Regions from separate parts of the Mus musculus genome. Here regions 2, 3, 4, 5, 6 and 7 are each linked to region 1. Evidence: chromatin loops called from intact Hi-C (ENCODE). Cell type or tissue: heart. All regions are shown on one strand. Region 1 holds the start of Grik4 (glutamate receptor, ionotropic, kainate 4). Region 2 overlaps Grik4 (glutamate receptor, ionotropic, kainate 4). Region 3 overlaps Grik4 (glutamate receptor, ionotropic, kainate 4). Region 4 has its middle 9.0 kb from the start of Gm26272. Region 5 overlaps Tecta (tectorin alpha). Region 6 overlaps Grik4 (glutamate receptor, ionotropic, kainate 4). Region 7 overlaps Grik4 (glutamate receptor, ionotropic, kainate 4).

Region 1 (4,000 bases):
TCCATTAGGTCAGTAGAAAGCCAGGTAGCTTGTGTTTCCGACATCCATCTGACAGTTGATTGAGGAAAGACTTAAGGGAGCTAGCCCTTCAAACCTGGAGCCAGTTGGAAATGATTGGAACAGTCCCCAAGAGAGGATAGCAGGTCATGTGTGGACAAGCTATTTGGTCGCTGGGGGTCTCAGTTGGTCCCAATTTTTGCAGGCAGGTCATCATCACCTTGTATTGAGCTTTCACGGGTGCTTCTGGGATAGATACATTAGGTGTAACTCAGAGCAAGCACTTCTCTTTGTGCTGTACCTGAGGCCAATACAAAGAGAGAAGAGCTAAAAATAAACACTGGAGAACAAGCTTATACAGGCACCAACAACCGAAGAACTTGGATCCACCAGCTAATCAGGATGGCCAGGTACACAGAGTTCTGTCTGTCTAGCCCAGCATGGGAGCTGGCAGTGAGTGATGCTTCAGGCAAGAGGGCTTCGTTTTCCATCTCCTCTGCTTTTACCATTCAAGATGTGAGGCAGCTCTTGTTGTCTGATCTCTCCCTACTCTCCAGAGGCGATCTGGACTGAGCTTCCTGCTTCTAGAAGTTACCTGGTATGGGGTTGAATTTGGACAAGTGGTACTGGCTACGGAGGAATAGAGAGAGAGTCCAAGCATTGGATATCTCATGTCCACAGCTATGTGGATGGGGATGGGGAGAAAGGGCAGTGGCTAGGGCATCGCTAAGTAAGGATGAAGGTGGGCTTTTCCGGCACTGGTTTGCAAGGTCTCTTTGCTTCCATGGGCAGAGACTTAAAGAAGACAATCTACCCTCACAGGAAGTGAAGAGACGGGAGTTTTCACAAGGCCGCAGGTTACCAGCAGGTTACAGGTTACTAGTCTTAAAACCAACCCCTCACACCTCCCTTGGCTCATAGAATGAGCTTCCAAGGCCAACGAATACGAAGAAACGTTTTTCATATTGAATTATCTTCCTGTCCTAACTCTTAAACCTCTATGGGCGTGCTGTTGTTGAATTCTTCCAGTAGACTAAGAACCATGCATGTCACTCTGAAGTCACCAGGGACTGTGAAATAACTTATCCTGCTCACAGGGATGCCCCTCACTGCTGTCAGCCCAGAGCAGGTTCTGCATACACTACCGATACCGTCCTCTCACTCACGCTAACAGGTTCTAGCATTCCAAGGCAGGGAAAGGCGCTGCAGTCACCTCAGGATAGGATAGGAGTGTCCCACAGATCACCTTCAACTCATTCAGAAGGCAGGGTAAGGTCCACCTTGCCAAGTTGATGTGAAAGCCTTTGGGAATGGCACTTGAATAAATGGTGTAGTCTTGACACAGGATAAATGTTAAAAAAAAAAAAAACTGGACTGAAGAAATGGAATCCTATCCAATATGGAAACCTTTGACCTGTGCTGAGGCAGGTTGGATTCAACTTAACCTCATGGATTGGTTTTATTAGGTCAGTAGAAAGTCAGGTAGCTTGTGTTCCTGACATCCGTCTGACAGTTGATTGAGGAAAGACCGAAGGGACTGGAGCTATCCAGAGTGGCCGGTCCTGTGCCAACAGAGCACTCATAAAGTCCAGTCTGGGAGAGGAGGTGGGAGAGAGAACAGGCTCTTACAACCACAATCGCCACCCCCCCCAGCCCCCCAAGCAGGTAACTCAGCTCTGCTGCCCTCCCGGCATGATATAGGGAGTGTCAACAAATATCCTGTAGTCCGTGTATATTGTCCTCCCAGGCCCTAGAACCAACCAAGAATGCCTAGAACAGCCCCTTCGTGGAGACTTTAGGGTAAGCAGGTGGTTAGGTGTGAAGGAAGAGTGGGAGACGATTGGGAGGCTGGCTTAGATGCTTTCCGGGTTTGTCTACGGCTAAGACTCTGGGTTTGAAATGAGGAACTAATCGGTTTGAGGAAGTCACTTGACCCCCTGAGGCCTCCTGCTCCTCTGCCCTCTCCTTTTCTAGCCCCCCACCCACCCACCCCAAGGCTGCTATGATGTGGCCAAATGATCCCTCAAACCAAGTAGCTTGGTTCTCTCTTGGTCCAGCCCCCAGCTCCTGGTGAAGGCTAGGTCTTTCACCTTTCCTAGGCCGAGGTTTCCTTATGTGTAGCATAAAGTGACAACTTCTCCCAGGAGGTCTGTGTGCACAAACCAGTAGACTTCCAAACGTGAGCTGTGGTTCTTCGGCCTCCTGAAACATTGTGGTCTATCTGGCCTTGCTAAAGCAAAGCTTCACCCAGCTCCGCGCCACCACCGAGGAGGCCGCAGTCTCTACGCCTCGTCCCCTAGGTCTGGCCCCTAAAACGCCACCAGGAGTCGCCCTTCGCCCACCGAAGCAGGCCAAGCTAATAACTCCTGCGGACCAGGGCGGGCTGCCCCTTGGCGCTGGATGGTGAAGTGTACCCCAGCTCCTCACTTGGGGGTCAGTCCTCTGCAGCGCCCACCCGGAGCCCCCCCATCCCCGGCCCGCCGTCTCCCGATCGTCCGGATCAGGGAAGCTGCAAGTTTGGCTCTGTCTGTTCCGGCCTCCCCGCCTCGCCGCTCGGCTACCTAGGTCCGGGTCCCCAGCTAAAGACCCCGCCGGCGAGCGGAGACTCCGGCGGCCGCGGCCCGGAAGGGACGCCCCCTCCCCGGCCGGCCGCGTGCGGGACCGCCGCAGTTCCCTCACTGCCCGCCGGGCGGCGCCTCAGCGCCTTTCCGCGCGCCTCCCGCGCTGCCCGCTCCCGGCTCGCTCGCAGCCGGACACAGACTCTGCCTTCGGCTGCTGGCGGATCGAGCTGGAGCCGCCGCCGCCGCCGCTGCGGAAGAAAAAAAAAAAAAGAAAAAAAAAAAAAAAAGGGAAAACAACAGCCGGGCCGCCGGCCGAGCAACGTCGGGTCCCCAGCTTGGCGCCCGGAGTGCGGAGCCGCCCAGGTAAGGGCAGCAGCCCCCGCGCCGCCCCCGACCGGCGCCCTACGCTGTCTCCCCGCGCCCCCCGGGGCTGCGCCGCACCCCGACTTCTGACGTCTCCGCCGCTAGCTCCCTCCGGGCCGCGGCCCGCACCCTGCCTGGCCCCGCTCCCGCCTCCAGCTGCCCAGTCCCCTGCACTCTGATGCCTGCGACCCCGGATTCTCCGCTGAGCCCCCGCCACCTTGCCCCGTACTTCCCCTAGTCTCCATCCCTGCCTGCTTCCCCCTGCGCCTCCTCTCCTCCGCTCCGATCCTCCTTCTGTGATCCTCCCTCTTCCCAGTCCAACTCCCAGCCCAGCCTCTGCCCCCTGCAGGGATGACGGCCCCTTCCCGACACTGGCGATTCTACCCCGCCTCGTCACCCTCGGCTTCTCCTACGGGCCGCTCTTGCCCGCCACAGTCTTCCATCAGACCAGCCCGGCTTCTGAGCCCCCTTCTCCCTTCCCTCTTTGCCATCTGTCTTGACCACCCCTGCTCGGGCCCTGGACTCCGGCCACCACCACACCCCCAACCCTGCACGCCGTCTTGCTTTGGGCCAAGCCAGCGTCCTATCAGAAATGACCCTCCTTCTTGCGACTAATGGGCCTCTTAGCCATCCCACCCTAGTTCACCCGAGTGGGAAGTAAGGGAAAAACTCTGGAGACCTGCATTGGGCGCTGGAGGGGGAAGGGGATCAGTGGAGGGGGAGGGGAGCTAAGGAGATGTTCTTTAGTGAGGACCGGGCAGAGCCGGAGTGGTTCCGACCCAGCTTGGGGTGGAAGGCGCCCTGGTGACGGCTGGGACAGGGGGTTTGTCCAAGGCGCCAAGAGCACCTGTGCCTCCCTCCCTGGGCTCCCTGGAGCTGAGGAAAGTGAGGGAGGAGGTGGAGCCTGGGGAGAGTTGGCCCAGGGCTTTGGGGTTGGGGGAGGCGCGACCAAAGGGATAGACAAGGCACGCGGGCCAGGTTGCCTGGCTGTAGCCAGGCTATGCAGGCTGAGCTGGTCCCCTCTTGGACCTTGGGCTGTGTGGTTCTTGGCATCTGTACTTGATGCTGCCATCTTCCTC
Region 2 (4,000 bases), 160 kb after region 1:
CCATGGCTGTAGTTTTACTATTGTTATAAATCATAATATAAATCTCTGTGTTTTCTGATAGTCTTTGGGGTTTCGACCGACAAGTTGAGAACCACTGCTATAAATAAACATATTCCTTGCGTTGTGCATGCCTGGTTTGATTCTCATACTGGACACAGAGTAAAGAGTAGGTAGTCTCTTTCCTGATAAAACCAAGGTCCACACCCCCAGCAGGGATGTATAGAGTACTCTGTACTCTAGTCCCTGCCTCCTCCTCTGTCTGCTTCCAGCTCCCTAAACACGCCACACTTTCATCTCTCCGTCTTCACACCCAGGAGGGCGTGTCCCAAGTGTCTGCCTGGTGGGTTCTTGCTAATTCTCTAGCAGCATCTTTCATGTCAGGCTCCCTGTGAGGTGTCCCCTGACAACGTCCACTGCTCCTCATTGTTCACAGCCTTCCTCTTTATCAGCCTCGTGCATTCCTTTCCGTAGCAGTTCTGCTTTGGTGCTCGAACCCGCTGTGCTCATTTGTGAACATTGACTGATGCAGAGTAGACATTTCCTAGATTGCTGAATAAACAAATGAACTAAAGCTCAAATATGATGTTAGTGATAGGCATGGACTTTCGTTTTTTAGATTAGTTACCGTCACCTGTGTATTTGTGCGATATGGAGAGATTTCACGATAGAGTCACTTTTCTCCTTTCACCTTTACACGTGCCCCACAGCAAATATCTTTACCCACTGAGCCATCTTGCCCACCCTTACCCCCATAGTACCTTTTACTAGCCCATGCTAGGGGTAATATTGGCTTAGGGGAGAGATGATGAAGAGGTGAGATCTGGTTGGGGTTAAGTTGACCAGTTATGAAGGATGAAGAAGAATTTAAGGATGGCCAGCTAGGTAGCCATGGACAATGGATATTGCTTATTGAGATCCAAAGAGGGACCTGAGGAGCAAGCTTGGGGTTAAGGCAGAGAGAGAGATGAATTCCATTTGTAGACATTAGATTTGAGTTGTTTAAAAGATATCCAAGTGGAGACACCAGGGAGTCAAATGGGCATAAGATATTAGATCACAGAGAAGCCGTCTCAAATAGAGAGAGGAACAAGGGAGCTGCTTGGTGTACAAATGGCATTCAGAACCACGGGGCTAGGCAGTCTCTAAGTGGGAAGATGTGTGGAAAATACAGCGGAAGACTAAGTACCAGGCAGCCTAGATGACTGCTCAAAATGAAAATAATGAAGGGTTCCAGGGCCATTACTCAAAACAGGCATAGTCTAATGAATACATAATGAACTTCAGGGCCAACCCAGACAAGATGACTTGTTTTGTTTTGTTTTGTTTTTCAAGACAGGGTTTCTTTGTGTAACAGTCCTGGCTGTCCTTTGTAGACCAGGCTGGCCTCGAACTTAGAGATCCACTGGCCTCTGCCTCCCAAATGCTGGGAGTAAAGGTGTGTTCCACTGCACAGCCCAGACAAGACATCTTGATTAGAAGGAAAAAAGCAGAGGCTGTGACTTTTGTGTCTGGGGGTAGGGGGTGGATTGATTAACTATGATCAGATAGCCATGAGAGACTAGGAACGTTCTGAAGAAATGGATTCTCACTATGTTCTAGATAAAGCAGACATTAGCTCTCGAGTGTTCCTCTGTGAAGGTAGGAAGTTATCTCTTGTGAAGGGTTGGAAGATCCTCAAAGGATAAGATGTGAACACCGTTGGTCTTGTAAATTAACACAGAACTTTTCCAGTCCATTAGCACTTTCTGGCAAGCCTCCTTTGTTTCTCTCTGGGGAAGAAATCAAAGCCAAGCAAACGCAGCATACATTTGATTTCACGATGGCGGATTGGGTTTCTTGCTCATTCATACTCAATACCTCTATGTCTAATTCTCTGCCACTCAAGGTTAAGAAAAAAAATTAGAAAAGTATAACATTTGATCGCTGATCTCCAAAAGCTCGAGGAGACATTTCTAATGCACATGAAAAGCTGAATGATCGTGAAGACAAATCTAATAATTATAATAAGAGAAAATAGACCTAAGGACTCAATGAATGGTGCTGACAGGGTAAGGGACAAGGCCTTAGAGGGAGGATGGCTCTCATCTGCACCTGAGCGGTCAGAGGAAGCTTATCTCTACTGATGCAGTGGTTTATCGCAGAGGAATAGAGTTCCATTAAGGGGGAATGGCATCAGGTGGAATGGAGCTGGCTCGGACTTCGCAGGACGATGACATTTAGATCTGCTGCCATCTGTCGGGGACTATGGGAAGGAGCCCGAAACACAGTCACAATGAATCAAGGATACATACCAAGGAGAACCTGGTTCCTCTCTTCTCCTTTTTTCTCTTCCTCTGCTCCTTCCTCATCTTTCTGATAATTCTCAGTGGAGGGCAGGATCCGAGTTCATTTCAGTGGAAGGACCTTGGCTATATTAGCTCACTCCTGACGCTCATTTTACCTTTGTCTTGAGTTGCATTGCATATGAAGACTATCTGGAGACCATGGGGGATAGTCTATGCGAAGCGCTGGAAGAGCAAATGCATGTTAATATCTTCAAAAGAGTCTATTTTCATGCTACCAATATCAGAACCAACTCATTTTTGGCTCCCAACTTGCCATTTTAGGTCTATGTCTTCGCTCATGTTCTTCCCTTCGCATGGAATCTGTGATTCTGCTCGTTCCAGAGCAGACGCTATCGCTACCTAAGCCAGGAAGGCTCCGATGAACTCAGTTCTTGTACAACTTCCTGCATCGCTTTAACTGTGTGTCTTAGATCACTTGTATCATTATTTGAGCATTTATAACATCTTTCCTACAAGACTGAGAACTTTGTTCCGGCTGGGCTCATGACCTTGTAATAGCCATGTTCCCGCTGCAGGCTAGGCCACCTCAGCTGAGAGGATCATCACTGCTGTCTTTATTTGCACGAGCTTGCCTGTTGCTCTCCATAATGTGTGCTAATAGATGGAAGCGGTGACGTGGAGAATTCAACAGCCCCAGCGTTCCTGCTGTCAGCTTTGGAAGGCATCTCGATATTGCTGCTTCCGAGTTACCTTGCCCATGATATCTCCTTATCAGGCACACATTTGTGGAAATTTGTATTTCGTGAGCATGCGCCACCTGGGAAATGGAAGCAGGTGATCCAAGAGTCTGCCGATCTCTGGGAACATCTAGTTTGGGGTTTTCTGTTGTCTAGGGATTGCACATAAAGCGACTCATCCATCCCTAAATCACAGAACTGACTGTTTTGTTATCATTGCCTCTCTTAGCTTCCTAAGCTTGAAACCCTCTATAACGATTCATCAAGGACGCTCGACTCACCTGTCTATCGGCATAACGTCCTTCTGGCGGGGGATCAGACGTGCTGTGTTTTGAATTGTTGCCAGGCTATTACAGTAATGATACCTTACATTTGTGTAATGATTAGTAATTTGTAAAAAGCCTTTATGTGTGTTATTAGTTTTATCTGCACTGCAAAACTAAACCGTGTGTCTCATTGTTCTGTTTGAGAAATGGAGACATCAAGGTTTGGGAGAATGAGATGCTTTCTTCAGGCTCCAAAGGGGTCACTCCATGCCCTTTTGCTCCTGGTTTCCAGACATTTCCACTTTGCCATGCGTCTTTAACGAGTCTCTCATTCTTTAGGATTTTGTCTGGACTGGGACGATAGCTCAGTTGCTAAAGTGTTTGCCCTCCAAAGCACAAGAATCCAAATTTTATCTCCAGAGGCTATGTAAAAATTTTAACAGGCATGATGGTAAACACTTGTGATCTTTGTGCTGGGAAGCAGAGACAAGATCCCTGGGACTCACTGCTCAACCCCGCTGGGCTAATGGCTGAAGTCCAGGCCTATGAGAGAGTCAATCTCAAAAGGAGTACAATCATTTTTATGGACGACACCTGACGTTGTTCCCCAGTCTCCATGTGCATAGGCACGCATGTGCATGCCTGTGTGTGTTACACATACACACATACACACACACACACACACACACACACACATACACAAATCTAAACA
Region 3 (4,000 bases), 370 kb after region 1:
ATCCACTAGCAAGATACTTTTAGATCATGGCCCTCATGTAATGAAGATGAAGCAGGATAATGAGTCCAAGAGGGCTGGGAGTGGCCCATCACATGGGCATCCAGTGAAGGCTAGAGAGATGCCTCTGCATGGTAAAGTGCTTGCCATGCAAGCAGGAGTACCCGAGTTCGAACCCTTCGAACTCACATAAAGCTGCCATGGTAGGGTATATCTGTGGTGCCAGTATTCCTATGGTGAGATGGGTGGCAGAGACAGGAAAATTCTGGAAGCTTGAAGCCTGGTTAGCCTGACACACAAGCAGTGAACAGTGAAGAGACCATACTAGTCAACTTTCTGTTGCTGTGATAAACACCATGACCAAAAAAGGAATGTGAGGAGACAAGTGTTTATTTCCACTTACCACTTCCAGGTTACAACCTAGCATGGAGGGAAGTTTGAGCGGGAACTCAAAGCAGAAACCTAGAGGCAGGAACTGAAGCAGAGACCATGAAGGAATGCTTACTGGCTCACTTCATGGCTTGTGTTCAGCTAACTTTGATAAACAGCCCAGACTTGCTGAGGAATGACACCACCCACAAGGATGGGCTGGGCCCTCCTACATCATTAACGATCAAGAAAATGCCCTCACAGACATGCCATAGGCCAATCTGATGCAGGCAATTCCTCAACTGATATCCCCTTTATCCGGGTTCGACTAGGGTTATATCAACTTGGCAAAAAAAAAAACCTAACCTGCACAGAGACCCTGTCTTGCGATTTGGAAGGCAAGGACTGGCGCCCGGAGTTTTCCTCTGACCTCCACACACTTGCCATGCCACTCATGAGCCTGCACTCACACATGGAAATGCACATACACACATGTACAACAGAGAGAGAGAGAGAGAGAGAGAGAGAGAGAGAGAGAGAGAGAGAGAGAGAGAGAGGAGGCAGAGGGACACAGAGACAGAGAGGGACAGGGTGTTCAGAGGAAATAGGTCTAGTTTGAGGCAGAGCATTGGACTGTATGCTGGCAGAGCTTTGGTTCAGGCACATGTCTATCTGAGCACAAACAGCAGGAAGGAGCACAGTGAACAGACACCTGTCAGGGGACATCAAAAGTTAACACTGTCTTCTCAGTCCCCCCCACCCAGCTCAGACCCTGTGCCCTATGGCTTCACCCTCAAGCGACGAGCTAGCCCCTTCTCCCCACAGCCCGCAATCATTCTTCCGATCTGTCCTCGCAGGCCAGTCACCGAGCCCTGTGCCCAGCCAAGTAAATATTTCATAGGGATTTTAATTTAACTCTAAGGGAATCCATCCAACCCTGAGAATAGACTGTCACCTCAAGAAATAGCACCAGGGATGACTTGGACCTAGAGATGACATTGCCACTCCCCCAATGAATGCTAATGGGTCTCTGGCATCTGCCTCCCCCAGCACCACTGTGACAGGCTGGGCACAGTGAGCAGGCGTGTGAAGAGTGGCTGGGGCTCTCTCTGAATGGAAGCTTTCCGGGGAGCAGGCTTAGGGAGGAGGTTGGGAGAGGTGAGAAAACCTGTACAGATGACTGAACTGAGCATAAATTGTGTGTGTGTGTGTGTGTGTGTGTGTGTGTGCTAGCGCGCCTATACAGGTGACCAAAACTAGACACAATTGTATTCCCTTATCCTTCAGGAACAGCCAAGAGATGGGCTCCCTGTCTAAGCCACTGGGCAGGGACACGCAACGTTTGCGGATGCCATGTGACTGCTAGGCATTTTCCCTGACCACCCCTGGTGGGTGGCGTGGGCATCCATCCTGATGATGCAAACAGGACGCTGTGCTATTATGGAGTGTAAGTGATGACTTCCCAGGCACACAAAAGCCAGCAGTGGCCGGCCGTGAGTCCCTGGCTCCGTCAGAGTCCGTGCCTCCCTGCTCTGAGACTCCAGTTCCCTGGGCATCTGCATAGATGGGGATGGCGGGAGAAAGGCCTGCATGCAGCAGATGAAAAGATTGAAAGACAGAAGTGTGCAGATTCTCATCTGGAGTGGGTGGAGATGCTTTGCTAATTAACCTGGCTGAGCAGCAGAGAACTTGGCACGGAGAGCCCGGGGGTGGGGGTGGAGGGGCAGCTTCAGCACGGAGCAGGCCCTGTGGTTGGCTCCTGGCTTAGCCCAGACCTGCCTACTCTGTCCCTTCCAGAAGTGTAATTAGCACCCTGCTGACAATTGCTCTGGCCAGTAAGGACCTGGGTTCCCTGCTAATGCTATCCTGGACATTAGGGGTTCATGATTAGCGAGTGGGGTGTGCGCCCTCTAGTGGGGTTTCAAGTCACTTGACCTGATGAACAGAGAGAGGCACACTAGACTCTGCCTTCTCTCCTTCAGTGACTGAGAGAGAGATGGGAGGGCTGGCTCCTGAAAAGATGAAAACTTCGAATGGTCCTGAGGATGGGTGGTGTTGATGGCTGGATATTCACATGTTGATTATGTAACTGGATTCAGAGAGGAATGGCGTCTAGACTTTGGTCCAGGGGTTACTCAGCAGGGGAGAGGGGAGAGGAGAGAATACACATCATTTCATTAGACAGACACCAGTGTTCAGGGGACCAGTGAGTGGACACTGGTTGCACAGGCAGGATGGACGATGTGGCTGGGAGTCTCAGGAAACTTGCCTTTTCTGCCCCTTTTGTGGGATTTGAGGGAGTATACATGGTCTCTCAATATAACCCTAGCAATCCTGGAACTTACTCTGTAGACCAGGCTGGCCTTGGACATGAAGAAATCCACCTGCCTCTGCTTCCCAAGTGCTGAGGTTAAAACTATGCATCTAGCACACCCAGCTCACAGGAAATGTCTCAAGAAAAAGCATAAAACCAAGAGACTTGAAGGTTCACTCATGTAATTCCAGCACCTAGGAGGCTGAGGCAGGAGGATTGTGAGTTCAAGGGCAGCCTTGTGATACATAGTGAGATTTTTCTATTTAAAAACAAAACAAAATAAAACAGCAACAACAAAGCCTCACTGTCATGGTGCAAAGGTGAATTTTTCTAGAAAAGAAAAAACAATATTAATGACCATTTGTTAAAGTTATACTATATGCTAAGCACTGTGCTTCCAGTACAGAGTGTGCAATTTCCCTTAGCCTTAAGGGATCCCTAGTTGGCCATTGTTATTGCTAAGCACCGTGCTTCACTCACAAGATGTACAATCTTAAGTAGCCTTAAAGGATCCCGAGTCAGCCATTGTTATCTCATGGTAAAGTGAGAAGTGGGCATGGGGAAGCCATGAGGGTTTACTAAAGTCACAAGGCCAGTCTGGTCTAAAAAGCAAGTTCCAGGACAGCCAGGATTAGGTTGAGAGATTCTGAACACTTACTGTCCCAACCCAGAAAAACAAAAACAAAAACAAAAACAAACAAACAAACAAAGAGAGCAGAGAAAGCTCCACCCACATCGGCCATCCTGCCTGTCCCCTGAGTACTGGCATCTGTCTAATAATGAAATGATGTGTACACACTGTCCACCCTCTTCCCTGTTCAGTAACAACTGGACCAAAGTCAAGATGCCATTCCTCTCTCAATCCAGTTACATAATCACATGTGATTATCTAGTCATCAACTCCACCAGTCCTCCTGGCAGTGATGGGCTTGAACCCAGTTTAGTTCGATGACCCAGGCTTGTGATCACAGAAGAGAGGCATGGCCTCAGAGTCCCTTCCCTTCTGGATGTCATAGAGAATGTCAGCCCCTTTCTCCAACCTTACCTGGCCTTGATTGAAATGTTCTGTGCTCTTCAGAGGCAATCTCCCCAGGGATGAGGGCTTTTGGGATGCTCAGCACCATCCTGTTCTGAGCAGCATTTTCTCCCAGAGCCTTACAGAGGTGGAGATGCAATTACAGAGTTAAGTAAAGGGCCATCAAGAAAGAGAAAGAATCCACGGGAGCAGCAGGCATAAGCTAGGCCCAAAGAGGCATAGGGAGCCGAGGTGCAGGGGCACAGGACTTCCTGGAGCAGAAGCTGATCAGAGACAGCTCAGCA
Region 4 (4,000 bases), 620 kb after region 1:
AGTAATGCCTCATTGAGTTTCTTAGATAAAGCTTGAACAAAAACACCCAGTAAATATTACTTAGCAATCTATCTTTATTCATTCTCATAACAATGTCATTAGGAGAGTGATACAAGGACACGTGACATCAACTCCGGGCCTCCAGTGCCTGCACACAAAGGTGCACACACATATGTGATCATATGTATGTGACCACACATAGATACATGCGTGTCATCATACATACAGAACATAAAATGAATTGGTCCTTTGGCCACGTTTTTGCCACTGGCATTTGGCTTTCTCATGTGTCTGACGTCCTTCACTTGTATGCCATTGCAGTAAGCCACACTATGGAGACACAGTTTGAGACCCCGAGGTCTCGAAGGCTTAAGCCGCACAGACTTGCTTCTTGTTCATGTCTGTGGACTCTGCCGTTCGCTGGTCTCCTGGAAAGGAGATTGATGGTGTCGTCACTATTTTTTAATGCCGCCAGTTGAGTGCGCGGCTTTAAGGAATGAGTACAAGCAGCTCGGGCCCCTCCCACAGCTCTGCCTCTGTCACTTCTCTGCCTGGAAGTCTCCTTGTTGCCGTTCCCATTCCATTGGCTAGCACAAGTCTCATGGCCATCAACTAACTTTCAGAGGCCCCATAAGTTGGAAACCTGCCCTGAGCCTGTAAGGGAGACTGGAAACCAGCAGCAATGGCTTTCAAGCTGTCTTCAAGGCAAGCATGTCTCTCTGAGTTGAGAAATACTCCCTCACAAATGACAGCACAGGCAGGCCCTTTAGCCTGTTTCTCTAAAGACAGAAAAACCAGGATCCAGCCCTGACTCTTCCAATCCTCTGCCCCAAGTGTGACTCTTGAACGCCCTCAATACTGCCCCCTTTGTTTTCTTCCCTGTAAAATGGGAACATACACTTTTCTAGAAAGATTCTTTAGGTTTCTGTCTTATATTCATTTACTTGCCCACGTGTCCTCACCTGTCCATGTGGATCAGAGGACAACCTGTGCCCATGGAGTCTCTTCTTCAACCTTTGGAGTTCCAGGAATCAAATTCAGTAATTGGCTTGACAGCCTTTACCAACTGAGCCATCCTGCTGACCCTCAAAGATTCTTTCTTATGTTCGAAAATGACACTTGTTAAACATAGCCACGCGAGAGTTTAAGATACCTCTGACGCCGGAAATGGAGGTACATCCCTAGTGTCCTAATCCCTGGGAAGTGGAGGCAGGGGAGTCAGGAGTTCAAAGCTGGGTTCTGTAACCTAAGGTGTTCAAAGCCATTCCAGGCTGTGTGAGACCCTACCGCAAACCAGCAAACAGAAAAGATAATTGTTTGTACTCAAACAGGGAAGAGGGAAAGAGTCTGGTCAGCAAAGGGCAGAAAGGAGAAAACAAAGCAGCCTTGATGGTATTCAGTACCCAGGGAGACATCGGGGAGCAGGGAGCTGCTATTTGTGACAGTTGGGAATTCTATAATTGGTTTCTTAACCAGTGCTAGGTGTGTGCTTTACTCAAAATCCTCACGGCAGAGCTTAAGAGCACCAATTATTTAACATAGTCTAATATTCCAACTATTTTTAGAATCGTTTGACATTTAACAAGAGCTTGAAATCTAATAAAATTCCTTGCAACCAAAGGAATTAAGTAATTATCAAAAGATAACAGCCACCAGGGCTGGGATACAAAGCATTGCTTCTTACTAATTCTGAATTAATTAAGAAGCTACCCCTGTTAGAACCCCTCTGACTCTCTTCCAAACCTCAGGGTGTCTCCGCACCGCATGCATCACTGCGATTTTGTCCTGCTTAGAACACTGGGGAAATTTTCAGGGCTTGGGTGTACCGACATCGGCTGCCAGGCCAGAGAAAAAGAAAATCAAAGAGCACCCTCTAGTGTCCATTTTTAATATAGCGTGAAACCTGAATTATATGAAACCACAGCAATCAAATTACAATCCCCGCCTCCCCACACCTTAGCTACAGAACATTACCAGAATATAGCTTTAGAAAACACAGGAGATGCCAAGGGCATCTTCTAAAGAACACCGTAAGATTTATTTTTATGCGCACAGTAAGCCTCGCTCCGAGAAAATACCAGCTTTGGGCGTCCCATGCAAATTTTGTCCTTAATATCTATTTCTCTAACTCGATGACAAAAAATAGCTACTGAGAAAAATTAAGTATCTCTTTTAAATGTTGTGAAATAAACAATCCAATCGAGACGAGCTCATGAAATATTTACTGGCCTTTCCCCCGACGCAGAATGCAAACTCCTCTGATGTGTATCCACCAAGCAAGAGCAGTAGCTCTCTGCTCTGACTAATGGAAGGTTCTGTTGGTGATGGTTTAATTATGCTCACTGAAATATGGCTCCCTCCTAAGAAAACACTGCCATGGCAGAGGGACAGATCTCAATGTCTATAGATAGAAATAAAAACACAAAAGGGCCATCATTCCAGGAAGAACTCGACAATCAAATTCTGTATACTGAGAAAACAAATGGAGAGATTATATTCACTGTACATTTGGTTGCGTGCTGCTGTTTGCACATCGCCTCTAGGTTAGCTGTTGTTTTGTTAACATAAAATATCCATTGTGAAATATTTGGAGAACTAAGATATCCTCCCATTAGATGAAATTGCAATACATTATGCAAATGTAGCATCCTCCATAACCAATGCTTTCTCACTGTATTTAATATTGTTTGGCTTTGAATCATGTTGCACGTTGGAGGAGACATTACAGAAGTGTTAAATTGAACTTAAAGGATAAACAGCATCAAGTGCTAAGGAAAAGCACAAACCGTCTTGTATATATGTATGGGGGATTTTCATGTATATTTATTCAATAATGATCAATTCCTAATGAGAAGTGTTTAAATGGGAGCAATATTTTAATAAGCAGGAATCCAGAGTTCTTGGCTTCTTCCTAACTCTTAAATTTCTTTATGCAATAATTCAGTGTACAAAAAAATTCCAACTATGTTGTTCTATTTTAATTGGGATACAAACATTTTATTGAAGAAAGTAACATATTTAATTGCCTCGGGGCTTGCAAATACTTGAGTCTACACAAATTACTAAAGTTTCTTAAAAACAAAACAAAACAAACAAACAAAACCCTTATAGTCATGTAGAATTTTGCTTCTAGGTTATGTCTTAGCCCAAGGCAGAAAAGACATAGTTCCCAGTGGTATCCTCTTGTTACTATATTGGCTCTTTATCTTATTGTCACGACAGATTACTTGACACAGTAACTTAAGGAAGAAAGGATGTATTTTGGCTCAGAGTTTTAAGTGCTACAGTGCCTCACAGCAAGGAAGGCATGAGGTAGCTCGCTCTATGACCTCTAGATCTTGTTTTATAGTTCATGTACCTCATGGCTAGCTAGAAAGTAGAACACTCTCTCTGGAACCTGGAACAGACATCCCTTTCCTAGCCCAATGAGGACAACCAACTGCCAGTAGCTAGGCTACAGTCCCCAAGGTTCCACAGCCTCTCCAAACAGCGCCACCGGCTGGGGACCAGGGGGTTAAGCAATGGAGGGTGGACATTTCACATTCAAACCATACCTTCCATAAACATTTATAACTCAGGATTCACAGTGGTCCTCTGTGTGCTTTATGTCTTATTATGTGGACCCGTGGTGGTCACTAGTGTTCATTCGCTCTCGTTTACCGTGCATCTTCGCAGTGTGACGTGCAACATACTGTTAGGAAGGTATAGCCATATCCATGCGGAGCGGGGAGTCCGCGACATGGAGGAAGGTATACCCGCATTCGCATTCGTGCGGAGCGGGGAGTCCACCACGTGGAGGAAGGTATACCCGCATTCCTGCGGAGCGGGGAGTCCACCACGTGGAGGAAGAGTCATGATCGAAAAGCAATTTGGCAAACCGACTTGACAAGGGGAAAATGATTCAGCGTTAAACGTGGAGGCGCCTGGGTGTCATATAAGACTATTCACAGCACAAAATGGGGGGTGGGGGGAAGGACTGTGAGTAACACAGACACAAATC
Region 5 (4,000 bases), 560 kb after region 1:
CCTCTTCTTTCTTAGGGTTATTTGTAATTCCATCTGCTTTCCTGGCAATGAGTTGACTGTTCGGGGGTGGGACAGAAATTCTTGTGTAGCAGAGAGAGGTTAAAAAGTGCTGGTCTTGCAATTCATAGCGAGGACACAATGGGGATGGGTTTTAGCATCGTCTGTCTAGCAGCTCGAAGCACTTTATTGCTAAGAGGTCCTGCAGAACAGAAAGACACATGTTTAAGCACCAGATGCATGGGCTAGAAATAACCCCTCTAAAGAAGCATGTGTCTCCCTCTGTCACGTTATGGATCGCTAAAGACTCCTCGGGTGATGTTTTATGTCCTTTAAGCCTCATATCTTACAGCGTAGGGATGCAGGGTGCCAGCGATCGATAAATTTTAGTGTCAGTGAAGGGGTAGGGGAGAAAAGGGACGCCCATCAAACGCTGACCACCATTTCCCCCATTAAACCCTCTGCTGGCTGTAAAAATTGCCAGGATAATTTAGGTGCTTTCTGCTTTGTAGTTTGGATGGGGTTTCTAAAGCAAGCGCGATCTCTTTCTGTGAGGACGGACGATGAAACCTTGAAGGGCTTTGAGCTTTTAGAGGGAAAGGAAAAGATGATGGATTCTATAGAACAGCAGAGTGTCCATCCATCCATCCCTACCTTTGAAATGGGCCTACCTATTCCACCCAGGACCACCCAAGACTAAAACAAGGGGTAGAGAGATCTTTAGACAAGACACTCCCAGCTGAAAAGGAAATGGATGTGTTTCAGGAGAGCCAGTTTTTACTGAACTTTTAACTATGTGTCAGTCCTGTACTCAGCTATTTCTTAATCCCCAATAACCCCCGCCCAAGTGCCATCTATGTTCCAAGGTGACCATAATAGAGATTCAGGCCTCCTAAGCCTCAGAGCAATGGATCACAGTGAACGCTTCAGGGTGGCTCCTAACTGTCTCCAGCTGCCTCCTCCAGGAAGTGTCCTAAGGAGCTCTCTGAATTCTTGAAAAACAAGGTTGTGCAAAACCAGATCTAGGGAAGTCTTAAAATGAGTATTGAAAAAATACGTGTGGGTAGGGTTGTGTGCGTAAGTAAGAGCAGATGAGGTGTGTGTATCTATGTGTCTGTGTGTCTGTTTTGTGTGTGTGACTGTGTTGTGTTTGTGTGTATGTATGTGTGTGTGTGTGTGTGTGTGTTTATGTCAGGGTGGGGATAAGAAGGGATGGAGTGATTTTGGGGGTTGATCCCAAAGGTATTTCCTTGAGTCAAAGGTATTTCCAACAAATGTTGATAGAAATTCCGTTCTGCAGGGGAATTTGGGGATGAAAAAGGCCCAGCTTCAAACCGTGCATGGCCCTGGCTCTGCACCTATCCTTTAAATCTGTCCCCACTAGTGATCTTGTAGAAACCTTGAGTTTATTGATCATTCATCTCTTTGTCCTACTTTCCTCTTTTGTTCAACGGGCCCAAAGAACGAAGTCATATACCCAGCCAACTTTATCATAAACGCCATCGGCTGTGTCAGGCACAGGGCCTGAGGAGAAGGCTCTCTTTTACAAAAAGGGCTTTTCTTTACTAGCAAAGTGCTTTTCCCTGGACCTGTCTAGAATGGGTTTCCAAGATCCTCCATCCCAGTCTGATTACACAGGATAGGAATTTGGGTCTTCCTCTGCTCTTGCACAGAATGTTAACTGGGATGCTATCAGGCAGCCAGGAAGAGGCTTGAAGAGAGAAAGGGCGCAACTGCTACTTTTGATTCTATTTTGATTTGCATTTCCTGAAAGCACAGGCCCAAGGCTGGGGATGAGGAAAGGGACGTAGTAAGGGCTAAGGCCAGATGCAGCTTATTTCTGAGGACCATCTGCAAGGTTTGGCTTCCTATAACATCCCCGTCCTCTTAAAAGCTTAAGGCTAAGACATCTTGGAGTGACCATGCTCTGAGAGGTAGGCTGGGTGCTCTGGCTGCAGTCCTGTGTTCCATAGCACAATTTCCAGCAACTCATTTCACTTAGTCCTTAGCTGCTCGGCTCTAAATGGAAGGAACCCAAACCATTGCCCAGTCTGAGTTGCAGTACTGAGAGGATATTACAGATACAAATTAATGCATAAATGCTCAATTAGAAGAGCAATTTCTTTCCAGAAAGAACTTCTTTAAAAATCACTTCCCAACTTTCATCTTAAAGGGGGGGTGGGGGTGGGGTGAGACATCTGATCCAGAATAGTGATGTCTTCCAGGAACAGAGAAAGCCCGCTCCAGAGGACTTTGGGTTCACTGTGTCCCTCCCCACCCCGCCCTGCCTACTCTGCTCTGGGTGCAGGTATTTGCACGGAGGTCCCTGGCTTGATATTTCCTATAGTTTATTCTCATGCTGCCATCTATAGGTGTTCTCAAGGCATCGCATGCTCAAAAGGGGACTCTGAATCTTCTGTTTTGGTCCAAGATAGATGGGGATGGGGAGCACTGAGTCAGACCCCAGGTTTCTCTCAGGCAACCTCTCAGCTGGATGCAGAGTTTTACACATCTTGCTTTTCTGCCCTGGAGGTGGGAACACATTTTGAGCAGAGGCAGGGTGTGAGGAGGGCTGGGCTGTGGTGCAGTTCAGAGCTGTTGGAGGGTTAGAGGCACTGAGTGGTTGTGGCGGGGGGGAGGGGGGGGCGGGGGGTGAGGGTAGGGTAGCCACCACTGTGTGATGACCTCCTGAGAGCGTGAGTCATGAGCATTCTGTACCTTCTGCAGGTGAACACCTTCCAGGCTGTGCTGGTATCCGACGGCTCCTACACATTCACGCTCTTTAATTACTATGAGATCAACTGGACGACTGGGACAGCCAGCGGTGGCGACCCTCTAACAGGCCTTGGAGGTGTGATGGCACAGGTACAAGGTTCTCTGCATCATCCTCTTGCAGATTTATATCACCATATCTCTTGCTTGCTTTGCTGGGCATCCTGGACAGAGTCCCGTTAATACCCTTGCTCTGGAAGCACACTTTTGATCTTGTAGGTATACTGAGGGGCTAGCCTTATCTATCTTTGATACCTTACTCTGGGCATGGAGTGAACTAAGCAGGCTTTCCACCCCTTGAATGGTGACTCATGGAATCCAGGAAAAAGTGATACATTGTTTCCAAGTGTGATGAATTCTTAATGTAATCGAGTCAGCTAAGGAATAGGGATGGTAAGTGCTTAAACCCCTTTTGTGTGTGTGTGTGTGCTCCAGGCAGGATTTAATGGTGGAAACCTCACGAATTTCTTCAGTCTTCCGGGATCAAGGACCCCTGAGATTGTAAATATTCAAGAGACCACAAATGTCAATGTTCCAGGACGCTGGGCATTTAAAGTTGACGGGAAGGAAATTGACCCGGCCAATGGCTGCACCTCTAGAGGTAAAAAGCTTTCCCCTTTTCTCTGACAGCATGGGGCTGGGTTTCCTTATATTGACAGGTGAGCTTTCCAGCCACGGGGAGGATTCATTCCTGGTGCCTTACCCTCATGACATCTCTCAGCTCTGTGATGGACATCAAGGTAATTTTAGCCTGCACATTCCCCACCCAGGGAACAAGACTCCATGCAGCAGGCTTCGGAGTCCTTGCCTGTGATGTGCATGCGGCTAACAGTTTGGAATATCTCTAGAGTGAAGCAGGGCCTTGAGTGATTTCTCAGGCAGATGGAGAGAAGGGAGCTCCCCTGCCTCGCCTTATTTTGTTGTTGTTGTTGCTATCCCTTTAAGAGTCTCTCCTCATCTTTACTCTTGTTCTACCATCTGCACTTCGTAGATCCCCAGGAGTGGGTGAGCTTGGAGTGTCGCCAGGTCCCTGTGATGGTAAATCAGAGGCTCCTGGTATCAGGAGAAAGAAAAAGTAGCTGAGTTCGAGAGTTTCTAAAACCTAAAACCCTCTCAGGGGTAGAAAGACATACAGGGGTTGGGGGAATCAGAGACGCTTTAGGCCCGTGGGGAGGCACCTCTGTGGGTTTCCTGTTCATTGGCCTCTGTAGTGTGACGTCTTTTCTCAACC
Region 6 (4,000 bases), 260 kb after region 1:
GCCTTTTAGGTACAGGGATGACTTCAGAGTCACAGTGATGGAAAGCCAATGAGAACTTAGGAACACCCCCTCCCCCGCCCCACCCCGTTCACCTGGTCATTGCTACTCAGGTCCATGAGGCAGGGGTGTTTCCTTCACCTCTGAAAGATATGTATCTTAGTCAGGGTCTCTATTCCTGCACAAACATCATGATCAAGAAGGAAGTTGGGGAGGAAAGGGTTTATTCAGCTTACACTTCCACATTGCTGTTTATCACCAAGGAAGTCAGGACTAGAACTCAAGCAGGTCAGGAAGCAGGAGCTGATGCAGAGGCCATGGAGGGATGTTCTTTACTGGCTTGCTTCCCCTGGCTTGCTCAGCCTGCTCTCTTATAGACCCCAAGACTACCAGCCCAGAGATGGTCCCAACCACAAGGGGCCTTTCCCCCTTGATCACTAATTGAGAAAATGCCTTACAGTTGGATCTCATGGAGGCATTTCCTCAACTGAAGCTCCTTTCTCTGTGATAATTCCAGCTGTGTCAAGTAGACACAAAACTAGCCAGTACGCTATGTTGGATTGTCTTTTTTATAATTACTCTACTGAGGTTAAAATTCATCTCCCGCGTAACTCACCCACCCAAAGCATACAGTTCAGTGGTTTTTACTACGCTCACAGTTGTCTCATAACTCCAGGCAACTGTTCCTCTGATCTGCGTCTTTATGGATTCACTTTGTCTAGATAGTTTTGGATTGATAGGCCCACCCATCCGATGATATGTTGTTCTTTGTGTCTGGGTTATTTTGCTTGGCATAATGTTGTTCAGGGCCATCCACATTGCCACGTGTGGAAATATTTCCTTCCTCCTCTTAAACAGTCATAGTTCCACCGCAAGAGGAAAGCATTGTCTTCCTCGCCCCTCGGTTGATGGACATTTGCAGCATTTCCCCCGTTAGTCTTTGTGAATAACTGCTGCAAGTGTTTACATAAAAGTCAGTTTTCAGTCTTTTGGGAGAGGTGTTCAGCAGCCTCTGGTTCTATCTGTACCTTCAAAGTCTTCTCAAGGCTGGACTAACCTGAAGGAGTAAACACGAATCTCAGGGAGCACACAGTGGCCATGGAATACTTTCTCCAAAGATAGATTCGAACAGTCTATAAGATAAGGAGGTTGGCCAGTTCCTCCTGCCTTCTGTTTTTCATAACCCACGCACACACACACTCTCCATCCACAGTGGGAAACAATCATGGAGGAAGAGGGTTCCCAGACTGCCCTTTGGGAATAAAATGGGAGGCCAGAACCAAAGTCTTTTGGATAAAGCACCATGACTGACTACACACTAACCCGTTTGGCTGCCTTCCTTCCCAAGGCACAGATCTTTCCCAGCATGGGAAAGACCGACCTCCCTCCCTCCCTCCCTCCTTCCTTTCCTCCCTTTTGACCCATTTTCACTCTTCCACCATACACTCAATAAAATAAAATAAAATAAAATAAAATAAAATAAAGTAAAGTAAAATTTAAAAAAAGTCAGTTTTCAGATCCCCCAGGAAATAAGAATTTCTGTGGCTAGCATTATTGAGTACCTACTAGATGCAAGACCTAGTAGTGCCTACAAGATGCAAGTGCCTACTAGATGCATTGAGTATGTCCCATCTCATGTACTTCTCACAGTAGGCTCACGAGGAGCTTTCCTCCTCATTTTTCAAGTAAAGAAACAGACCCAATAGCTAATATGGGTGGAGCAGCGGCTACACCCGATTCTCCACGATTCCCTTCACATTGCATCCTGAGGCTGGGCCGCTACTGGGACTGTACCTCTCCATGTCACCCACACTGGCTAAGTCCGGATGATGGGTCCCTAACAGCCATTACCTGAACTGAATCCCTCCACTAACTGCTGAGCTCGCCTTTACTACTCCAGTGCTCAGTGAAGAAAAAATATTCAGAGAAGTTTCATAGCTCACCCGGGACACATGGCTCATGGGCACCAGAGACTGGAGTGTGAGCATTCCACGGTACTGTCACTGCTTCCCTGGTCCCACAGCTGTCCCTCACAAATGCACAGCCTTATCTTTCCTCAGGGACCTTCTTGTAGACTTAGAGTTCCATTTCCAAAAGGATAGTGAGCAAGTTCCTTTCTGTGCCCCTGTCTCTTGAGGGTATTTTGGCACCTGGGCCCAAGGACCTCAGACAGGTAGGACCCCTGGTGGCCGGCTGTGGTACTGCATTGTTCCCCTGATGCTTATGCCATAGAATTCATTGCTGTCTGTGACTAGAGGCTGAAGCATGCAGCAAACTCACTCTGGAGAGTTCTGTGGATGTCGAAGTGGAGAGGGATTTGGGAAGCTGACTGGAAAAGGGAAGTGGCAGTGTGGGGCGGGTGGAGAAGAGGGATGGATGGGCAATGGTGGTGGGTGGCATATCAACTGTCTCCATATGGTTACCTGCCCACAGCTGCTATCTTGGATGACCCCATGGAGTGCAGCAGAGGGGAACGGCTCTCCATCACCCTGGCCAAGAACCGTATCAACCGCGCACCAGAGAGGCTGGGCAAGGCCAAGGTCGAAGTGGACATCTTTGAGCTTCTCAGAGACAGCGAGTACGAAACTGCAGAAACCAGTACGTAGAATGGGTAGGCTGGCAGAGGAAGAGTTGGTGGTGGGTGTGTGCTAAGTGCCAGGCCTCCGATACAATGTCTTCAGGGGAGGGAGAGAGTTACATACCAGGAAGGCCTATGAGAATCTCAGTCCAGATGAAACTCCTAGGATTTGTTGTGACCATGAATTGGATAGAATATTAATTCACCAAGTAATACATCCATCCATCGATTTATCCATCTATTCATTCATTCATTCATTCATTCATTCATTCATTCATTCATTCACATACTGGACATTTTTATACAAATACTTGGACAAAGATTTGTGGATGATCGGGAAAGAATGGCAGCCAGAGTAAAGGCAGCTTACCCATTGGTACCTTCTTCCATCCCTCCATCCCGCCCTCCTTTCCTCCTCCCCCTCTAACTTCCTTCTCCTTTCCCTTTTCCCTTCCCTTCAAGTCTTTAGTAGTTCACCACTGAGATAGGCATTCACTTTGTAGCACAGGCTGGTCCAGAGCTAAGTAAGTAGCCCAGGCTAGCTTTGAATCACAGCAACTTTCCTGCCTAAGGAGTCACCTGGCTCTGCCTTATCCTCTTGTGCTGAAGGAGGCAATGAAGGAAGATGCTGTGTCTTGGAATGGAGTATGGCCATTTTCCCCAACTGAGGTATTCAGCCTATCTATACCTCAGTTTATTCATCAGTAAAATGGGAGTTCTAGGTTCTACTTTGCAAATCTTGCGTATTTGTTATGAGGTTCACATGAGTTAAAAGATGGGAGAATTCCCTGTGGATTGTAGGGTTTTACAGACACAGTAGGGCCCTCAACTTTCATAGCACACAGGGTGGGTTCCTTGTGATGGGTGCCTCTTTTACATCTAACAATACTATGAGAATTACATGCTGCTTCCTCTATTTTAGGAAGAACAGTGATGCTCAAAGTTGTGGGATAATCAGCCTGAGCCCAGAGCTAGTCTGCGCAATCTGCTGCATCTCCCTTCGGTCCTCTGCCTGGTGCTGGTATTGCCTTGTGACTTAACCTCAGCTACTGAGCCTCTGCCTTGCAGCTAAGCCAGAAGTGAACAACAGCTCTGTTACAGAAGGGAAGCAGAGAGCTATCAGTCACCTCTCTGCTTCTCTGTCCAAGTGCCAGAGACAGCAGCTTAAAGGGAGAAAAGGCTTGCTTGGCTGCACAGTCTTTGAGGTCCGTGACTGAGCACCATGGAGAGGCTTTTGTTAGAGTAAAGTTGCCCACTGCGTGGTACCCAGGAAGCAAGAGGAGATGGGAAGAGGGGGAACAAGGAGGCTCCCAATATCCCTGTAAGGACACGCCCCAGTGACCTCACTCCCTTCCACTTAGCCCCACCTCCCACTGCCATGTGATGACCACACGCCTTCACCACATGAGCCTTTGAAGGATATTT
Region 7 (4,000 bases), 390 kb after region 1:
TTTCTGACATGGAACATCTAATGGAGTTCAGATTCAGAAAGCAGCAATGAAAGATTTTTTTTCCCCCTTCCTGGCTGTCTCACACTTGAAAGGCACAGAATAAAACAGTTTTAACAGGTCACATAGAATTCATGTACATTTATCGAGAGGCAGTCTGCAACCAAGCGTAGCCCCGAGAGTGGACCAAGCTAGTGATTTCTACTGCAGTACAAAAGTAGCAAAGGTGGTCTTCTTTGAGTCCTTCATCACCTGTGTGGGTTCTTCACACTCTGCATCTTTCTGTGTCTGCCACGGGATGCTAGGGCGATGAGTAAGACAGTCAGCCTGTGGTAGACATTGCAATGAACAACCGTGGACCCAGCTTCTGTTGCCCCTGAACCCCTTGTTTCTTGTTACAAGATTGATGTAATGATGGGAGCAAACACACTCATGATCTGGTCTCTAACCTGCCCCCCTTCTCCTGTTGCTGCTGCTGCTTCTGCTTCTCCTCCTCCTCCCCCCTCCTCTTTCTGCTAATGCTGCTTCTCCTTTTCTTGCTCCTCCTCCTCCTGTTCCTTTCCCTCTTTTGCCGTCCTTTGCCTCTTCTTCAGACTCATTTTCCCAACCAGCCTGATCAAGCGTCCTCTGAACATCAACAACCATTCATGTACTGGGAGAAAATGCCCTTGGATTCTCCCTGGCCTGTGCTATACATGGAAAGAAAATTATTTTCATAAAGGCTTCCTAAGAGGTTCTGGTAACATTGATGAAAGACGGCAGGTCTCAAGAATGACTGCCTATAAGCAGGGCAAGTGGTAAAGCAACTCTGTGTCCCTTTTGTGCCAGGGGAAAGTAAAATTCTTCCCTAGGGCATTGAGGATGCTCCTCCTGGTTCTCTGAGAGGAAATGAGAAGCCACCCATAAAAGCTGAAGTCACTGAGGAATAAGGCTATGCAGGTACCATGGGGTCACTCACACAGAAAGCTATCGAGGCAGGCACTGCATACAGGTAGTAGGTGCTATTATGACTGATATAACTTTAAGTGTGAAAGCAGACCTACTCATAGATTGGCTTAAGGTGATATTGACTTCTAGTTACATCCACAGACTTCCTGGATTCCTGAGATCATAAAAATTACAGCATTTCCGTTTCGAATGGCCCTTAGACAGCATCTAGCCTGGTGGTTTTGTAGTAAACAGAAGAAATAAAGCTGACAGCGGAACGTGGCTGGAGAGAGCACACCCCACCTGTAGCGGCAACCTCTGCTCAGCTCCTGTGCCGTCAGACCGTCTAGGGCAGTGGTTCTCAACCTTCCTAGTGTTGCAACTCTCTAATACAGTTCCTCATGCTATGGTGACCCCCTGACCATGAAATTATTTTTGTTGCTGCTTCATAACTGTAATTTTGCTACTTTTATGAATTATAATGTAAATACCTATGTTTTCTGATAGTCTCAGGCAACATCTATGAAAGGGTTATTTGGTGCCCCAAAGAGGTTGTGACCCACAGATTGAGTCTAGGTGTTCATTCTGACGTAGGGTGTTTGTTTCCTTTACGAAGAAAGGAACACAGATGTGTATGTGAGCTCTCTTCAATGAAAGACGAAACACTGTAGGGTAATGGAGCAAGCCTGCAGCTTTCAGAGAGTGGGTCTGATCTAGCCCAGCTTTAGCTGAGACCAGACAGGATCAGGCACCAGACGCCTTGACACCGTCTTTCACATTCTTTCTTGTGAGACGTGGTGGGAACTTGGAGCTGATTTTCCTTTCCTGGCTCCAACTTCAAGAGTTGCAAGCACATCAAGCTATGAGGGGACCGGATGGTGACTTCGAGTTAGAAGATGTGTCTCTAAGTCATCCATTTGCCATGGCATGACTTTGGGTGCATCTCTTGGGCTTTGGTTTCTTCACTAGGAAAATGGACAAAATCGTCTGAGGGGCCCTCAGGACTTTGTTTCCATTGTCTGAGGACACTTGGCAAAGCAAAAAGCCAAGGGAACAAGCCATATTAACACTCTCAGGAGAAAGATGCAGACATTAAAGAGAGGTGCTGAGGTCAGACCCCTGTACAGCAACTTCACCTCACAGGTCCTCCTGAGCCCCAAGGCAGTAGTCGCAGGTGTCAAAGGGCTGGCAGACTTACTCAGCACAAAGCCTCGTTATTCCTGGAAGAGACAGACCCACACTGCTCTTTGATTCATCACTAGATCGGGGTTTACAAGGTGTTGGGCTACACTATCATCTCTGGCATTGTTAGAATCACCCAGAGTCTCCCCAGAATGCTAGGTCCAAGCCAGTGCTCATGCCCTGCCCTGCCCAAAGCCATTTTGACTATGTATAGTGAATCTTATTTTCATCTTCATTTTCAGGGACGCAGACCGGGCTATTTCTCCTTCCTGGATCCCTTTTCTCCAGGAGTCTGGCTCTTCATGCTTCTAGCTTATCTGGCGGTCAGCTGTGTCCTCTTCCTGGTGGCTCGGTACTCTTCCCTTTCCTTCCCTGTCCTCACACCGCCACCTCGTGTCCACTCTGGGAACTGCACGGGGCGGGGGGTGGTGGGAGGAGAGGATGGTTTAGAAGACCTCGGGTGCCAAATAGAGATGGCAGAGGGACTGGGGGCCTGAAATGCTCTCTGCCCAGCTGTCAACCTCACACTAGCCGTCCATCTGCCTGTGCTTGTGTTCCCTACCATGCACAGTGCGGACAGGTTTGCTTGTCTGCGTTTGCTTTTGTATTCTGGCCTCCTGCATCCTTGCCACCCGCCCCAACTTGGATAGGAACTTTGGGAAAGAGGAGAGAGGGAGGGGGCGACAGGAAGACTGCTCTAATTAAGCATGGTGCATTTGGGTACCCTGGCATCCCTCCTTGCTATGATCTGCCCTAAAGTCCTGAATGATGAGAAATGGAGCTTGCAAATCCAAATAGAGTTGGGGGGGGGGGGGCGGGGACAAGGGGGACAGAGGCCACAGTGACACAGGCCGGGGAAAATGCTTCCTCTGCAGAGGTTGGCTCTGCCTCTGAAAACACAGCTGTCTTGGCAAACAAAACCCACAGAGGGTAGCAGGCAACAAGAGGGTACATTTGTGCCCAGTACTGAGTTGGGAGAAATGGTAAAGGTTAGGGGCCAGGGAAAATTAACCTTCCCTTGTCCGCAGAAGGCAGGAACTGTTCCTGGTCATATTGAAACACTCCAGGGTATCTCTAAGCTGTAAGGGATTGTTTGCCCCTGAGCTAAGGTAGCCTGAATTTCAGGACAAGCCACCTTCCACCTGTTTAAGTCCCCGCCACCTGCTCAGTTTATCACAGGGGACTGTTGAGTGGGAATGGAGAATAGCTTAGAATGAGCTAGAAATCCAACAGAGGCTCTGTGGCAAGTGACTTCTTGTCTCTAGGCCACAGCATCGGGGCCAGATGATCCTTTGGATCCTGCTCTATCTCTCAGAGGGGGGGTCTTCCTGGGGTTGTGTTCTGTCTATGGATTGGGTGCCCATGCTCTTTCCACTCAAGAAAGGCAACAGGAATGTATTGAGTCTTACATGACCCCAGTGTGCCTCTTCTTGTGGTGATCAAAGGCTAAATCAAACGGCCTAGTAGTCTTCAAAGGCACCGGGGTTTGCTCTTGTACACCACCCACCTCTCTTGGCCCCATAGGCACTGCCACTGTCAACTATCTGTTGTCAGTGACAGCTGGCGAGGTGCGGGAGCTTGCGTGCTGTCTGACACTTCCATTCTCCACTTCGCAGCGCTGTCTGCTGCTGTGTTTAGGAAGCTGTCTGTGAGATCCAGGCTCTGCTGCTTTGAGATTCTCTTTGGCCCCCTGTGGCTAAGGCTATATGTGTGGACAGTTGGCTCTAGTGGAGTCTGCACAGCTTTCAAGTCACCTCTAAGGCTCTGCAAAGGGTCTTAGTGCTTTGTTGCTGTATAAACACTCAAAAGGGACTCACCTAAAGCTACCCTGATGGGCTCTGCACCCTCCTTTGTGGCTGCCACGCCCATATACTGTCCCAAATCTGGCATTAGA

Evidence for each region. Hi-C counts contacts between places; a loop is a spot of excess contacts. Peaks named below come from ENCODE experiments on the same cell type or tissue, not always from the same donor. Only the 100,000 strongest peaks of a DNase experiment are listed, where the experiment ranks them.
Region 2: it touches region 1 in a loop (11-fold over the local background); 29 of 42 quality-filtered maps call a loop at or near these places.
Region 3: a loop joins it to region 1, with 9 times the contacts of the local background. A loop is called at or near these places in 14 of 42 quality-filtered maps.
Region 4: it touches region 1 in a loop (12-fold over the local background); 33 of 42 quality-filtered maps call a loop at or near these places.
Region 5: a loop joins it to region 1, with 10 times the contacts of the local background. A loop is called at or near these places in 15 of 42 quality-filtered maps.
Region 6: a loop joins it to region 1, with 13 times the contacts of the local background. A loop is called at or near these places in 29 of 42 quality-filtered maps.
Region 7: a loop joins it to region 1, with 9 times the contacts of the local background. A loop is called at or near these places in 30 of 42 quality-filtered maps.

Annotation. Positions count from the first base shown.
Region 1 is chr9:42,943,248-42,947,247 of GRCm38, reverse strand. It overlaps Grik4 (glutamate receptor, ionotropic, kainate 4), which reads left to right and starts at 2,877. Exons shown (of 21, transcript NM_175481.5): 1 at 2,877-2,921. In heart, a CTCF peak has its summit at 2,337 (motif pointing right); DNase peaks (open chromatin) are centred at 2,337 and 3,277; H3K4me3 peaks cover 1,777 bases; H3K27ac peaks cover 1,235 bases; H3K27me3 peaks cover 3,249 bases.
Region 2 is chr9:42,786,896-42,790,895 of GRCm38, reverse strand. The region is part of intron 3 of Grik4 (glutamate receptor, ionotropic, kainate 4); the gene reads left to right. Among named protein-coding and RNA genes, the nearest start is that of Gm36590, 120 kb to the right of the region's middle. In heart, a CTCF peak has its summit at 2,247; no DNase peak of the experiment used is centred here; H3K27me3 peaks cover 3,003 bases.
Region 3 is chr9:42,571,603-42,575,602 of GRCm38, reverse strand. All of the region lies in intron 13 of Grik4 (glutamate receptor, ionotropic, kainate 4), which reads left to right. Among named protein-coding and RNA genes, the nearest start is that of Gm36590, 100 kb to the left of the region's middle. In heart, a CTCF peak has its summit at 2,279 (motif pointing left); no DNase peak of the experiment used is centred here; H3K27me3 peaks cover 1,638 bases.
Region 4 is chr9:42,324,713-42,328,712 of GRCm38, reverse strand. No RefSeq gene overlaps it. Among named protein-coding and RNA genes, the nearest start is that of Gm26272, 9.0 kb to the right of the region's middle. In heart, a CTCF peak has its summit at 1,887 (motif pointing left); no DNase peak of the experiment used is centred here; H3K4me3 peaks cover 598 bases; H3K27me3 peaks cover 1,720 bases.
Region 5 is chr9:42,387,029-42,391,028 of GRCm38, reverse strand. Tecta (tectorin alpha) reads left to right here. Exons shown (of 24, transcript NM_001324548.2): 5 at 2,725-2,862; 6 at 3,205-3,370. Gm47629 (a long non-coding RNA gene) reads right to left here. Exons shown (of 3, transcript XR_003948138.1): 2 at 2,716-3,822; 3 at 1-199. Among named protein-coding and RNA genes, the nearest start is that of Gm47629, 3.1 kb to the right of the region's middle. In heart, a CTCF peak has its summit at 2,376 (motif pointing left); no DNase peak of the experiment used is centred here; H3K27me3 peaks cover 1,120 bases.
Region 6 is chr9:42,686,528-42,690,527 of GRCm38, reverse strand. It overlaps Grik4 (glutamate receptor, ionotropic, kainate 4), which reads left to right. Exons shown (of 21, transcript NM_175481.5): 4 at 2,431-2,595. Among named protein-coding and RNA genes, the nearest start is that of Gm36590, 15 kb to the right of the region's middle. In heart, a CTCF peak has its summit at 2,181; no DNase peak of the experiment used is centred here.
Region 7 is chr9:42,548,865-42,552,864 of GRCm38, reverse strand. It overlaps Grik4 (glutamate receptor, ionotropic, kainate 4), which reads left to right. Exons shown (of 21, transcript NM_175481.5): 15 at 2,349-2,458. Among named protein-coding and RNA genes, the nearest start is that of Tbcel, 79 kb to the right of the region's middle. In heart, a CTCF peak has its summit at 2,498 (motif pointing left); a DNase peak (open chromatin) is centred at 2,504; H3K27me3 peaks cover 2,629 bases.